Regions from separate parts of the Mus musculus genome. Here regions 2, 3 and 4 are each linked to region 1. A link is a loop called in an ENCODE intact Hi-C map of the cell type or tissue named here. Cell type or tissue: gastrocnemius. All regions are shown on one strand. Each heading gives the region's core, and the rest is flanking DNA. Links, peaks and the distances in the headings are about the cores only.

Region 1 (3,329 bases), core at 316-2,815:
GGTGATCGTCCCCAAGCTGACCACTGAGTGGTTTTTTCCTGTAAACTCTGGATGTGTTCTTTTTTGTGTGGTCAAAACAGAACCTAGATGGAGTACAGGAACGTTTCATATGGGGAGGGGGGTTCTTGTCTGCAGAACACCCAGACCTGCAGGCTACTTTGATCCCCAGCCTAGGACAACCCCAGGGTCTCTTTTGGCTCCTTGGAAATGCAGAATGCCAGCCCCAGGAGGCTCAGGCTTGCTGAAGCAGAACTCCGACATACATCACATGTGGAGGTTTTTATAGCTGGGCATTTATAGGGAGCTTCTTCATCAGTTCCCCAAGGTGGTTTGGAACAGCGGCTTCTGGACAGCTGTGCTAGGGAACAGAACGGACAAAGCAGTGGAGGGGGGCTTCGGGTCTGAGAGAGAAATGGTAACTACAGTTCCATCGGGAAGATGGACATTTGTGCCATCTTCGACCCTCTCCGATGATGAGCAAGTGACAGGGACCACGAGCTTCTCCCAACCCTGAGGGAGGACTTAGGTGCTCCCAGGCCAGGCCACATCCTGACCCCCGAGAAGGACCTGACACTTCTCATTGGTACCAGCGATGGGATTTCATTTGCTTCTCTCTGTATTTTTAAAAGGAGTCTACTCCCAGAGGAAGCCATCCTTGACACTGGGCCCTACTTGCTTTAGATGAAAACCTGCCAAGGTTCCCAAGCAGGTAGGCGGCAGGAAAGGAAGTTTCTCTAGGAAAAGAACAAGGAGTTGGCACACTGACGTGAGGTGGGCCTAGCCAGCTCGGAATTTGCCAGTCAGCCTGTGGTGTGTTTTGGGGCCAAATAGTGTTTCTTGGAAGTTAGAACTTAGGCAGAGTTAGAGAAAGCCTAATGAAAAACAACAGGCTACAAAGGAAGGACTGTCTCTGTGTTCTAGGCTCCCTGTCCTCGGAGACTACTCTGTGCACATCACTCGGTGCTTGGTTCTTTTTTCAAATTTAACTATCCTGTCTTCAGTCTGGCCAAGACAGGAGTCAGAACAACTCCTGCAAGTCAACCTGGCAATTTCCTAGAAAAAGGAAACAGAATTGGACCTGGGATTTCTTGGTAAACTTCTTGGATCCTCTACCTGCTAACTTCCTGCCCGTGTTTGCCAGGTCTGCCCCTATTCTGGCCTGATAAGAGTGTCCTGGTATGACACTTGTGTTTGGCACTTGGCCGGAGGACTTTCTCCTCGTGCTTGGTGGGATGCCAGAGACAATGCAGAGGGCCAAAAAGGTCAGAACCAAGTCATCCTGGTGAGCCACAAGTATGCTTTGACATACCAAGCGCCTAGCCATAAATGGCCTTCTTTCTCCTTAGTTCTACTGGGAAATTACTGGTGGGCCAACCTGCCCTCTAGTGACACTGAGCCATAACTGCACTCTACTGGCTTGGCTTTTCACAATGTGGGAGGAGGAAGAGGAGGAGGAGGAGGAGGTGCCATTCTATCACTTGGGGGCATCTCTGCATCCTTTATGATACTCAACCCTGAGAAATAAAGGGAGATAGAATATAATCATCACTTATTTGTAGCAGGAACTTTCTTCACCTTGCTTTTCTGACCTCACTAGTTATCTTGTGTCTGTATATGTGCATATATATATATGTGTGTGTGTGTGTATGTATATATATGTGTGTGTGTATATATAAATATATGCACATATACAGACATGTATATATATGTATATGTGTGTGTATATATATGTGTATATATATATGTGTGTGTGTGTGTGTGTGTGTGTGTGTGTGTGTATTGGAGAGAGAGAGAATGTGTGCACGTACGCACATAGTGCACATAGCAGAGGTCCAAGTTACATTTTCAGCCATGTTCAAAATGTGCCACACTCTTGGTCAGGCAAAAAGCAAAGAAGGGTAGTTGGTGTTGTTTCAGGATGATAAGGGAGGGACTGTAGCAACCTGAGGGATGTGTGCCCCAGCTAAAGGTCACATCTGTGTGGCCCCATCAGAGTGGCTTTGCTCCTCCAAGTGGAAGGGCTTGACTGGCTCCCTGCACCCCCACCCCATAGTGTCTCTCATAGACCAGGCTGGCCTGGAATTTGAAATGTAGCAAAGAGAGACCTTGAACTTTGATTCTCCTCCCTCTATGGCCCATGTTCTATATGCATATGCTACCGTGCCTGGCTTTGAGCTATCTCTGGGGAAGTCAGAGTTGAGATATTTTATGTACAAGTTCCCAAATTGAAAACACTGATCAATTCATAAAAGTTTTAAGTATTATGTAAGTCAAGCAAAGCCGTTTCTACCACCTGAGCTTTGATAGCAGCCTCATGCGGCAGGTGAGGTATGGTGAGTTGCTCGTGGTCACGTGACCAGCAACTTCCACCCATTGCCCTTGCTAGTTCACTTCTGTCTGACTCTACAGTTTTCCAGTCCACAGTACACTTCAGACCTCGGAGAAGCAGGAAACTTACAAGATACCAGCTACAGGCGTTTACATCAGACACCAGTTACATCTGCGTTTATTGATCATTTGATATGGAGTGTTGTGAGTTTAGCCTTTGGAAGTTGCAAAACAAAGCAAAACACCATGGAGTTTCAAGTGGTTTCTGAATCCTGCTGAGGTAGTGGGTAGGCTAGACCTAGTGGTCTTGCCTATTATCCTGGAAGTACTTATCCCTAAACCTGTAGCTCGGCTTTGTCCCTTAAACCAGGAAAGAAGAGATGAGTGCGAACTCTCCCAAGGTCAGGTTAACTCCTAAGCCTGGGCTGGAAGTCCTTGGAAGAACACGATTAACAGAAGAGAGACTTGAGGCTCTGGCAGGAGGGGACTTCATGCTAAGTCCTTGGCATGTCCCAGACCCCGGACCATTGGGCCACTCAATTCTTAACTCCCTCTCCTAGCACAAGACAAAAAGTTTCTCCAGAAGGTGCTTATAAATACTTAAAAAAAAAAAAAGCACCGAGCATTGAGCTTAGGGCTTTACACATGCTAGGAAGCACTCTAGCATTGAGCCATATCCCCAGCCCTTTCTGACCTTTTGAGACAGGATCTTACTAAATTACCTAGATTGACCTTGAACTTGCGATCTGTCTGCCTCAGATTCCTGAACAGCTAAAAGGCTGTTCATATAACATAGCCTATACCATTAGCCTAACTTCATGTTTTTTAAAATAATAATAAATTAGGTCTTGGACTTATCTGTGGTCCCCTGTCAAGTTGTGTGTCATGTGATATGGACATCATGTCATAAGTGGATTCCTGATCATGTGTATTTCCAATTACAGTGCTAAGAGGCTATGACCAGGTGTCATGCCACAAGTTCCATGTAATTCTACATTTGA
Region 2 (3,329 bases), core at 248-2,747, 56 kb before region 1:
AGAGATCACCTTCCTCTGCCTCCTGAGTGCTGGGACTAAAGATGTGCACCACCATGCCTGGCTCAAGTCTGCATTCGTTCATCAGTCTCTGCAGAGCTCTGCATGACTTATGATAAATCTCCTGGCCTGGTGTTCTGTAGCCACTCTTCCTGACGTTTACTCTACTCTAGCCTCTGCCCTCCTTGCACATCAAATGGATTCTATTGCAAGGCCTCAAATTCATGGTTTCCTCAACCTGAAATGCCCTTCCCTCAGATTTCCCAAGGCTAGCATTTCATGGCTTAGGACTCAGCTCTGTATGCCTTTCCTCAAGCACTTTGTATGGTTGCAGCTTCTGATTGCTGTACCATTACATCCTGTTTACCACCAAATGGTATTACATGTAGTGTTATCTGGGAATTTATACATTCTAAGCACGTACTCTATTGAGCTACCCAAGCCCCATCATTTTGTTTTAAATAGGGTACATGTTCATTTGTTTGCCTGGCTCTTTTTATCTCTTTACTGCTAAGATGTAAAATAAGTTCTGTAACAACCAGAATGACTGAATTTTTTTTTCCTGGTGCCTGGAATATTGTAAATTCTCAATAAATATATAAATAAATGAGTATATAGCCCACAGGAGCTATTGATAGTCCATCCTAACTTTTACCCATCTACAAGGAAGCCTATTTGGATATTTTAAGCTTTGTAAGTTGAGTAAACTCACTGTTCTGTTTGAACATGCTTCATCAGTGAATTGGTAATTGATGGTAGGACAGTCAGTGTGCATCCTGGCTGGCTTGGAATTTACTATGTAGACAAGGTTAGACTCAGGGACAGAGGTCCACCTGCCTCTTTCTCCCCAGAGCTTAGATTAAAGGTGTCTGTCACTATGGCTGGTTTGATAGTAGGATTTTCTGTTTGTACTAGCTAGTATTTTCCTGCAGAGTGTATATACAGTAGGTCCACTAAACAGTAGTGTGGGCAGCAGTGTGGCCAGATACTCTGTGCCTTAGTGACAAAGTTATAAGTAGAAACTGCAATGTACTAATGACTTTGACATTTTTTACTAGGAAAATTAAGTCTCTTGTTTCAACCCCCCTCCTACCCTCTCACCATCCCAATAAAAAGGAGCGTTTGGGGCTGACAAGATGATGACTTGAATTTGATCTCTGGGACCCATATGGTAAAATAGAGAACTGACTCCTGCAAGGGGCCGTCTTACCTCTGTACACTTGTGGGAAACATGCATCCCTGAGTGTGTGTTTACATGTAATTTTAAGAAAATGAAGATTGAGGGGTGGCAAGGTGGTTCAGTGGTAAAGACATTTGCCACCCAGCCTGGTGTGTGTGATGAGGTAATCTCTGTTTCTCCATCTTTCAATGGCTTCTTCTTGGGTGTCTTGGGCACTAGATGTCACTGTTGTGCAGTAAGGCACTGCTGCATCCTAACAGCTGTCAGATATTTACCCGCTTAGGAAGTTATGAGGAAGAGCCTAAAACGGAAGGAACATATGCTAGCGGAGAGAACAGCAGGGGTGACAGCCTGTGAGCTGGTGATGACCATGATGTGACAAGTGCCCTGCTTAAGGATTTTCTGCCTTTAGTGGTACTGGGGAGTGAGCCTAGGACCTTACATATGCTAGGCAGCCTCGCTAGCACTGAGCTATATCCTAGCCTTTTTTCTACTTTTTATTGTGAGAAAGGAAAGTTAAAAGCTCTGGGATGGAATGTCAGTCAGAGCTGGGAGCATAAGTACTGGCTGCAGGCTTTGGTTCAAGTGCATGCTGAGAGTTGATGCAAAGTTACCCCTCAGTTTTAGCTGTAAACAATTTTTTTTCTTGGTTTTTTTGAGACAGGGTTTCTCTGTATAGCCCTGGCTGTCCTAGAACTCACTTTGTAGACCAAGCTGGCCTCGAACTCAGAAATCTGCCTGCCTCTGCCTCCCAAGTGCTGGGATTAAAGGCGTACGCCACCACTGCCCTGCTCAGCTACAAACTTAAAACTGACTCTTCTGACCCTCTGCCTTCTGCCCAGAGGACAGCAGAATAACAGGATAGGTTGACACAGCTGTGGCTGGCTTGACCCCTCTATAATCCAGAGTAGGGCTTAACACTCTCAAGTAGCTGGAATATAGACCTTCACCAACAGGTCAAACCTGTCTGTCTCTCTCTGAGCCTCTCTCTGTGTGTGTCTCTGTCTCTGTTTCTCTCTCTGTTTCTCTGTCTCTGTGTCTGTCTGTCTGTCTCACTCTCTGTCTTTGTGTCTATGTATGTCTCTGTCTCTCTCTGTCTCTCTGTGTGTGTGTGTGTGTGTGTGTGTGTGTGAGAGAGAGAGAGAGAGAGAGAGAGAGAGAGAATATGCATGTGGAAAGTTAGAACATTTTATAGGAGTCTTTTCTTCCTTCTACCATGTGTGTTCTGGGGATTGAACTCAAGTATTGTGGCAAGTCCTTTACTCCCTGAACTGTCTTGGCAGTCACATAACAAAGATCTTAAGGAATATAAAGGAAATTGAGAAGTTATTATGACTTCCTTAGAAATAAGTAACTAAGTCTCACCTTTGAAAGGTGAAATGCAGTTTTGCAGAATGTCCTCATGACTGTTGGTGACACTCAGATGAGAACCATAAGCAGCAGCTTGTCCTGCTGGTACAGCACATCAGAACACTTCAGTGAGAAGATCATAAATGCTACAGACATAGAACGGGAGTCCAGAGGCCGTGTTCAAAAGCATAGGCAGGGCTGGGTGCAGGTGCATTCATGAGTGTGAGGCAGCAAATTACTAAGACCTGACCTTCACACATGAACGCAGTGATACACACGTGCCTTCATTCACACACACATGTACACACACACATGTACACACACATACATACATACAGGATCTGGTGCTTTAGATCTAGATCCCAACCATTTGGGAGGCCAAGTCACATTTAAGTTCTGCCGAGGGGCCAATGGATTATATTTGTTGTCCTCTGGATTTACTTTCGCTCTGGAGCATTTCTTCCTTTGGTTAATCTGACCCTTAACCTGTAACTCACAGTAATCTCAACAAGGTTGGAATTTCTGCAGAAAATAAAGAAGTAGAGAAGAAGCTGGCCGTGAAACCCATAGAAACCAAGAACAAGTTCTCCCAGGCAAAGCTGTTGGCAGGAGCTGTGAAACATAAGAGGTCAGCGAGCGTGTGCCCATGGTGAAAATCTCCTCTGGCCACATAGTCTGAAATGCCACTTGCAATGGTGCCCAGAGCAAGTGGTTATTCAGCATGTTGCTGGGACAATGCTCCAGTGTGCTTGCCTTTCTCTCTCCCCTGCCAGATTTAGTGTCCCGGTAGCCTTTGCTCCTA
Region 3 (3,329 bases), core at 580-3,079, 290 kb before region 1:
GTGAGTGTTTCGTCTGCATAGATGTCTGTGTACCATGTGTATGCCTGGTACCTTTGGAGGCCCAAAGAAGACAGCTGTGAGTGGCCACATGGGTGCTGGGAATCAAACTGGGGTCCTGTGGAAGAGTAGCAAGTGCTCCCAGCCACCAAGCCACTTCTTAGTTAATACCAAATCTGCTTCATACTGACTTGTCCTGAAAGTTTTTTGGTTGGAAAGTTAAGGTCTTTGGAAAAGTCTCAGAGCCTGAGGGTGGCACATGCCTTTAGTCTCAACTCTTGAGGCAGAAAGGCAGAGGCAGGAGGCAGGAGGCAGGAGGCAGGAGGCAGGAGGCAGGAGGCAGGAGGCAGGAGGCAGGAGGCAGGAGGCAGGAGGCAGGAGGGAGGCAGCAGTCAGATCTCAAGTGTTCCAGGCCAGCCTGGTCCACAGAGTAAGTTCCAGGACAGCCAGAGCTACACAGAAAAATCCTGTCTTGAAAAACAAAAAGAAATGAGCTCTTATAAATATCATTGGTCATTGTGTTTTTATCGAAGCAATAGAAACATGACCATGACAAAGGGTTTCTCAGTATGTTTCCCAGCCTGCTCTTGGGTGCAAGCAATCCTCCTGCCTCTGTCTGCTGAGTGGCTGGAACTACAGGTATGTACCACTGCCCCTGACTTTACACTGTCATTTTTTGTTTCGTTTTGGAGTTAGGCTCTCCCACACTCTAGGTTAGCCTCAGATGCACCGTGTAACAGACGATGGCTCTGGCCTCCACCTCCCAGGTGTGCTGAGGTTTGCTCTGTTGCTGTATTGTAATGCTAAGTTCTATATCCCAAGGTCTAGTTGCCTCAAAATGAGTGAATTCTCACATATGCCAGCTTTTGTTTGCAAACCTTCTTCCTTCGTTTAAAACTGTTGGTTAAATAAAGATGCCTACAGCTTGTAGCTGGGCAGAAGAGTGGTAGGCAGGGCTTTGGTCTTGGGGTCTGAGGAGAGACCACAAGGGTAAGGAGAATGGGGAAGAAGGCAACATGGAGTCGGTAGATCATGAGGGCGTGGCCATGAGGGATGGTCAGTTGGAGTAGGAACGGTCCAAGCAGAACACAGCAAATGATCTCTCAGGATTTTGACAGGAGAAGTAGACAAAATAGCATAGAGAGTTAATATCTGCCCTGTTCTAGTGCTTTAAGGAGTATTATAAATATTTTATTTAGGCACTAAATGATCTCAGATGGGGTAGAAACACCCAATTAATGCTTACTGCAACACAGACAGGCCCATGAATTAAAAGCATAAACCAGCATGCCTAGCTTATAACGATTTTTAAAAACTCACAAAAGTTGGATCACAGAGATACAAACACCACTTGGTATTTGTGGCCTTGTGATAAGTGGATGAGAAACAGTTACAGGCGAAGGAAATAGAAGCCAGTGGACTTCTCGCCCAGTGCTTTTAGCGTTTGCCCAAGCTCCTGGTGTTGGTGGCTCTTCTAGTCCTTGTAACCCACCCACCCCCACCCCTATCTTGCTAACTCTGGTAGTGTATTGGGTTATTTTCTGACCTCTGCTCCCCCAGGGGACCATCTGACCAGCTACAGACATCCCTGTTTAAGGTCTTCCACAGCTCCAATCAGTTAGGACCAGAGTATGTGCAGCTATCATCAATTTTGGACATCTATTACTGTGCCATCACGCCCCCTGGTGGGGTATTGAAGAACTGCCCAATTTCAATTTCCACTTTTTTTTTTAATTGGATATTTTCTTTATTTACATTTCAAATGTTATCCCCTTTTCCAGTCCCCCCCTGAAACTCCCTATTCCATCCTCCCTTCCCCTGCTTCTATAAGGGTTTTCCTCCACCCACCCACCCACCCACTCCCACTTCCCTGCCCTTAGTTCCCCTACACTGGGGGCATCTATCGAGCCTTCATAGGCCCAAGGGCCTCTCCTCCCATTGATGCTTGACAAGGCCATCCTCTGCTACATATGCAGCTGGAACCATGATTGCTTAGTCCCTGGGAGCTCTTGGGGGACTGGGTGGTTGATATTGTTGTTCTCCCTATGGGGTTGCAATCCCCTTTATCTCCTTCAGTTCTTTCTCTAACTCCTCTCTTGGGGACCCCGTGCTCAGTCCAGTGGTTAGCTGTGAGCATCTGTCTCTGTATTTGTAAGGCTCTGGCAGGGCCTCTCAGTAGACAGTCATATCAGGCTCCTTCAATTTCCACATCTTAAAGGGTGTTTCAGTGTTAGGGATCCTCTGAAAATTTATTTCCCTGTAGGTGGTGTTCCTTTAGGAATTCATCCAGCCATGTTGACAAAATATATTATCAAATGTCCACTATATAAATAATTCATTTACTGAGTTAGCTGACCCAAGTTATCAGAGACTGTAAAATAATTGGGGGAATCTAAGCCTCCCTAAGTGACAGGTGACATTTGGCCAAGATTAGGCATGTGTATGTCGGGCTTGGAGTGACTTACAGAAATAGGAAGACCATGGAAGTTCTTGTGGGCGTGGTGGTGTTTTGCATGGAGCAACGAAGGGAAACTGTATTTCAGAAGTGGACAGGGGAGGCGCTTTCAAGACAGAAGAACCAACAGATGCCTTGCATCCCTCTCCACTGTCCATCCCCTTCCCCGTCCCCATTTCTACCCCTCTCTCATTAAGCACGAGAGTCTTCAAGCCACAGTTCCTTAAGGTGCCTCCAGGAATGTGGGGGCTGTCACCACACACACCTTGCACCCTCCTCTTCCTCCTCCTCCTGGCATTTTGTTGCCAGTTGTGGCCCCACACTTTCTCTGTCCAGTGGCCTTGAAATAACCCCTTTACTCTCTCCAGGGCCCACAGGACACCTCTCATGGGTCTCTGCGGCCCTGCTTATCTGAGTTTACCCAACAGATGTCTCTGGAAGGCTTTCTCTGGTAGAGCAAAAAGTGGTGGTGCACGCCTTTAATTCCAGCACTCGGGAGGCAGAGGCAAGCGGATTTCTGAGTTCGAGGCCAGCCTGGCCTACAGAGTGAGTTCCAGGACAGCCAGGGCTATACAGAGAAACCCTGTCTCAAAAAAAAAAAAAAAAAAAAAAAAAAAATACTCCGAGGGCACCTTTCTTCTGGAACACAGGATGCAAGCCTCCAGTAGGGGCTCCCCTTTGCCTCCCCCCTCCCGCCAACCATCCTTTCTCTCTCTAGTCACTGGATTCAGAGGCTTCCCCCCCCCCCCCCCACACACACAAAGACTCTGTAGAAGGAGCCTTGGGACTCAGAATCTTAAGTAGTTGTTGGAGGGACACTCCTGGTGCTCAAGGGAGAGAAGTCTATTGCAGTAGAAGGAACCCTGGGTCCACAGAG
Region 4 (3,329 bases), core at 546-3,045, 150 kb before region 1:
CCCCCACCCCCCACCCCCACCCCTTCCCATGTCTCACCTGAGAAATTGCTGGAGATGTTATTCCAGAGCGTCTTCATTCCTCTGACAGAAATGACCTCACGGAACTCTGGGGTTTCGTGGCCTTTCTAGTATGTCTCTTTTGGCACGGTGATTTGGGGTGGGGAGTAAAGGGTGTGTCAGGACCATGTGTGGTGCCACATGCCTGTGGTGTAGAACTTGAGGAGCAGGGTGTGAGTTCAAGGTCAGGTTGGACTGATGAGACCATGCCAAGAAAGAGGGAGAGGAGTGAGGAGGGAAGGAGAGAGGGAGGGTAGGGGAAAGTGTGTGTGTGTGTGTTGTGCATGTATAGGCATGGGCATGCCAGAGTGCTCATATGGAGGTTGGAGGACAATTTTCAGGAGTCCCCTCCTGCCACGTAGGTTCTAGAGATCTAACTCAGGTCATCAGACTTTGTGGCAAGGTCTTCACCTACTGAGCCACCTCTCCCTGGCCACTGAGTTGTAATGAAATGAGGGTTTGCTCCCAGTTTGGCATGTGACCACAGTCTAGGAAGGCCCTGCTACACAGCCCCATCTTTGTCACTGTAAAGTGGGCATGGAGACAAACCCTGGGCATGCTTGTGAGGGTCAGAGGCAAGAGCAGATGGAGGGGTGCTATGTGACATGGGTGTCTGGGGCTCACCTTAGCTGGGGAGTGCAGATACAGAGAGAGCCTGCTTTGGCCAGGGCATTGCTGGGCTCCTAGGCCTGCTCAGCTACAGGGTCCCTGTCCTTACACTGCAAGTGTGTATTCCAAAACAAAGAAACTTCCTTGTAGTGGGGTGGTTTGAGAGAAGGGGGCTGGAGGAGCCCCAGCTCTGGGTCATGAGCCCTCTGGTGAGGATTTCTCTTTAGATCCCAGGGAACTTGCCAATGTCCTGTGAGCAGAGTGGGTAGGCCAGGAGATGGGGACTTGTTTCCAAAGATCAGTATCCCGAGGCCAGCTCAGCTCCTAAGATCTGACTGAAAGTGGTCTCACCCTTGGACTGGGGCTACCGGCTTCCATGCTATGCAGGCAGAGGGTGGAACAGTCCTTCTGGTTCTAGCAATGGAGGCTTTCTCCAGAGCCACAGTAGACTTCTACACCCATGGTGGCTGGTAGAGTTCCAGATGAGAGGAGAGTGGGTATCCCCCAACCTAGACAGAGATCCTTGGCCAGCAAAGAAGAGGCTGGGGAGGCCCAGGACAGTCACGGGGTTGTACTATCCCTGGGTCTTCCCCAGGGTCTTTGGGCTATGCTCCTACAAGAAGTCTATGGGTAGAACCATCTGAGTTTGGTGCTTTGTGGCAGGACTCGAGGGGGGAGAAATTTACATAAGGCTGACCGTCACTCTCAAGTATAAAACTGAGCTTTGAGTAGCTGTCTCAGGTGGGTGTGGTCCCTGCACTGTTACGAATGAGGTAAGGAAGCACTGCGCAGTTGTGCAGGTGGAAGAGGAACGGGTTTTAAACAAAGCCCATGCTTTTAGGTTCTACACACTCAGTCGGGGATGTGGGGGTACCTGGCTACTCTACCCACCAAGCTTCCTGGCGTGGCTTACCATCCCACTGGCTCTTCTCTTCCACTCTGGGTTCTGGAGGGAGGGGCCGCCTCAAGTTGTCAGGCTTTCCAGCTTAGGCAATAAGTCCTGTTACCTGCTGAGCCATCTTGAAACGCTCCCCTTTCTGTCTATCTATCTATTTATTTATCTATTAAGGATTTACTTATTTTACATATGAGTACACTGTTGCTATCTTCAGACGCACCAGAAGAGGGCACCAGATCCCCATTACAGATGGTTGTGAGCCACCATGTGGTTGCTGGGAATTGAACTCAGGGTCTCTGGAAGAGCAGCCAGTCTTAACCACTGAGCCATCTCTCCACTACTCCCCCCACCCCTTTTTTTGAGACAGAGTTTTGTTTTGAAACAGGGGCTCATGTGGGCAAGACTGGCCTATGACTCATGTTTGCCTTGAACTCATTCGTAAGTCTCTTTTTTCCTCCAGTGTTGGGATTACAAGTATTAGCCTCCCTGACTGGCTTCTAGCATTTTTTTTTTTTCTGCACCTGTGGCAAAGTCAAGCCCCTGGAATGCTGTGGGCAGTTCTGGTATGAGGAGCATATACTCTATGAGAGAGATACCGTTCCTACCTTGGGTGGTACTATCTGGGGACCTGGGTGTCTCAGTTAGGGTTTTATTGCTGTGAACAGACACCATGACCAAGGCAAGTCTTATAAAGGACAACATTTAATTGGGGCTGACATACAGGTTCAAAGGTTCAGTCCAGTATCGTCAAGGCAAGAACGGAGGCGAATCCAGTCAGGCATGGTGCAGGAGGAGCGGAGAGTTCATCTTCATCTGAAGGCTGCTAGCAGATGACTGACTTCAAGGCAGCTAGAATGTGAGACTTATAACCTACACCCACAATGACACCCTACCCAGCAGGGCCATACCTTCTAATCCTGTCACTCCTTGGGCCCAGCATATACAAACCGTCACACCGGGGAAGAGCCTTTTGTCACACAGCATGATGGGAATTGAAAGGGGGAAGAGTGGCCAGACAAGATGCCCAGCACAGATGTAAACAACAGGAGTCAAGATTTCTTTGAAGAAGCTGTTTTTAATTGTACGTGCGTGTGACCATGTTCCATGCCACAGTGAACACAGAAAGGCTGGAGGACAACCGCTGGTCGTCACTTTTCTCCTTACACCTGAGTTCCAGAATTGAATTCCGGTTGTCAGGCTTGTGACAAACATTTTACCCTCTTAGCCATCTTGCCAGCCTAAACTTTTTGAGTTAACAAGAAAGGGGGCCAAGGCCCGAGCCTCCGGCTGGAGCTGTTCAGCTCTGAGAAACTCCCCCTTATTTTTCCACAGGCACTGGGGCTGCTGGTGTGGGCCCTGATTGCTGACACCCCATACCATCTGTATCCTGCCTATGGCTGGGTCATGTTTGTCGCTGTCTTCCTCTGGCTGGTGACAATCGTCTTCTTCATCATCTACCTGTTTCAACTGCACATGAAGTTGTACATGGTGCCCTGGCCGTTGGTGGTGAGTTTGGGGCAGGGACTGTGCGGCTCCAGGCTGAGTCCTCTCGTCTGTGAATGGCTAGGACGGGACCTCTTGACCTTCCATAAATGTGAAATGGAGGGCAGGTGGGTGGGTGTGATGCCATCCTCCTGCCTCTTAGCTACATGAGGAGCTGGGGTGGGAAGGTATGTTAATGACGGAAGTGGAGTGTTTGACTTGGTGCTTGGAAGAGACCAGCATCGAGAGGCTATTGACTGACTCTGCAGATATCCTTGGGAAT

What was found. Peaks named below come from ENCODE experiments on the same cell type or tissue, not always from the same donor. Only the 100,000 strongest peaks of a DNase experiment are listed, where the experiment ranks them.
Region 2: a loop joins it to region 1, with 8 times the contacts of the local background. A loop is called at or near these places in 20 of 42 quality-filtered maps.
Region 3: it touches region 1 in a loop (4-fold over the local background); 10 of 42 quality-filtered maps call a loop at or near these places.
Region 4: a loop joins it to region 1, with 2.1 times the contacts of the local background. A loop is called at or near these places in 9 of 42 quality-filtered maps.

What each region holds. Positions count from the first base shown.
Region 1 is chr8:94,526,417-94,529,745 of GRCm38, reverse strand. It overlaps Nlrc5 (NLR family, CARD domain containing 5), which reads right to left. Exons shown (of 49, transcript NM_001033207.3): 49 at 2,474-3,329. Among named protein-coding and RNA genes, the nearest start is that of Cpne2, 4.9 kb to the left of the region's middle. In gastrocnemius, for the core only: a CTCF peak has its summit at 1,377; a DNase peak (open chromatin) is centred at 1,323; H3K27ac peaks cover 592 bases.
Region 2 is chr8:94,582,710-94,586,038 of GRCm38, reverse strand. Psme3ip1 (proteasome activator subunit 3 interacting protein 1) reads left to right here. Exons shown (of 8, transcript NM_028221.4): 6 at 3,025-3,155. Among named protein-coding and RNA genes, the nearest start is that of Gm38555, 17 kb to the right of the region's middle. In gastrocnemius, for the core only: a CTCF peak has its summit at 1,385 (motif pointing right); a DNase peak (open chromatin) is centred at 1,407; H3K27ac peaks cover 1,119 bases.
Region 3 is chr8:94,813,085-94,816,413 of GRCm38, reverse strand. No RefSeq gene overlaps it. Among named protein-coding and RNA genes, the nearest start is that of Ccl17, 4.3 kb to the right of the region's middle. In gastrocnemius, for the core only: a CTCF peak has its summit at 1,691 (motif pointing left); a DNase peak (open chromatin) is centred at 1,655.
Region 4 is chr8:94,679,086-94,682,414 of GRCm38, reverse strand. Pllp (plasma membrane proteolipid) reads left to right here. Exons shown (of 4, transcript NM_026385.4): 2 at 2,897-3,070. Among named protein-coding and RNA genes, the nearest start is that of Arl2bp, 14 kb to the right of the region's middle. In gastrocnemius, for the core only: a CTCF peak has its summit at 1,774 (motif pointing right); no DNase peak of the experiment used is centred there; H3K27ac peaks cover 567 bases.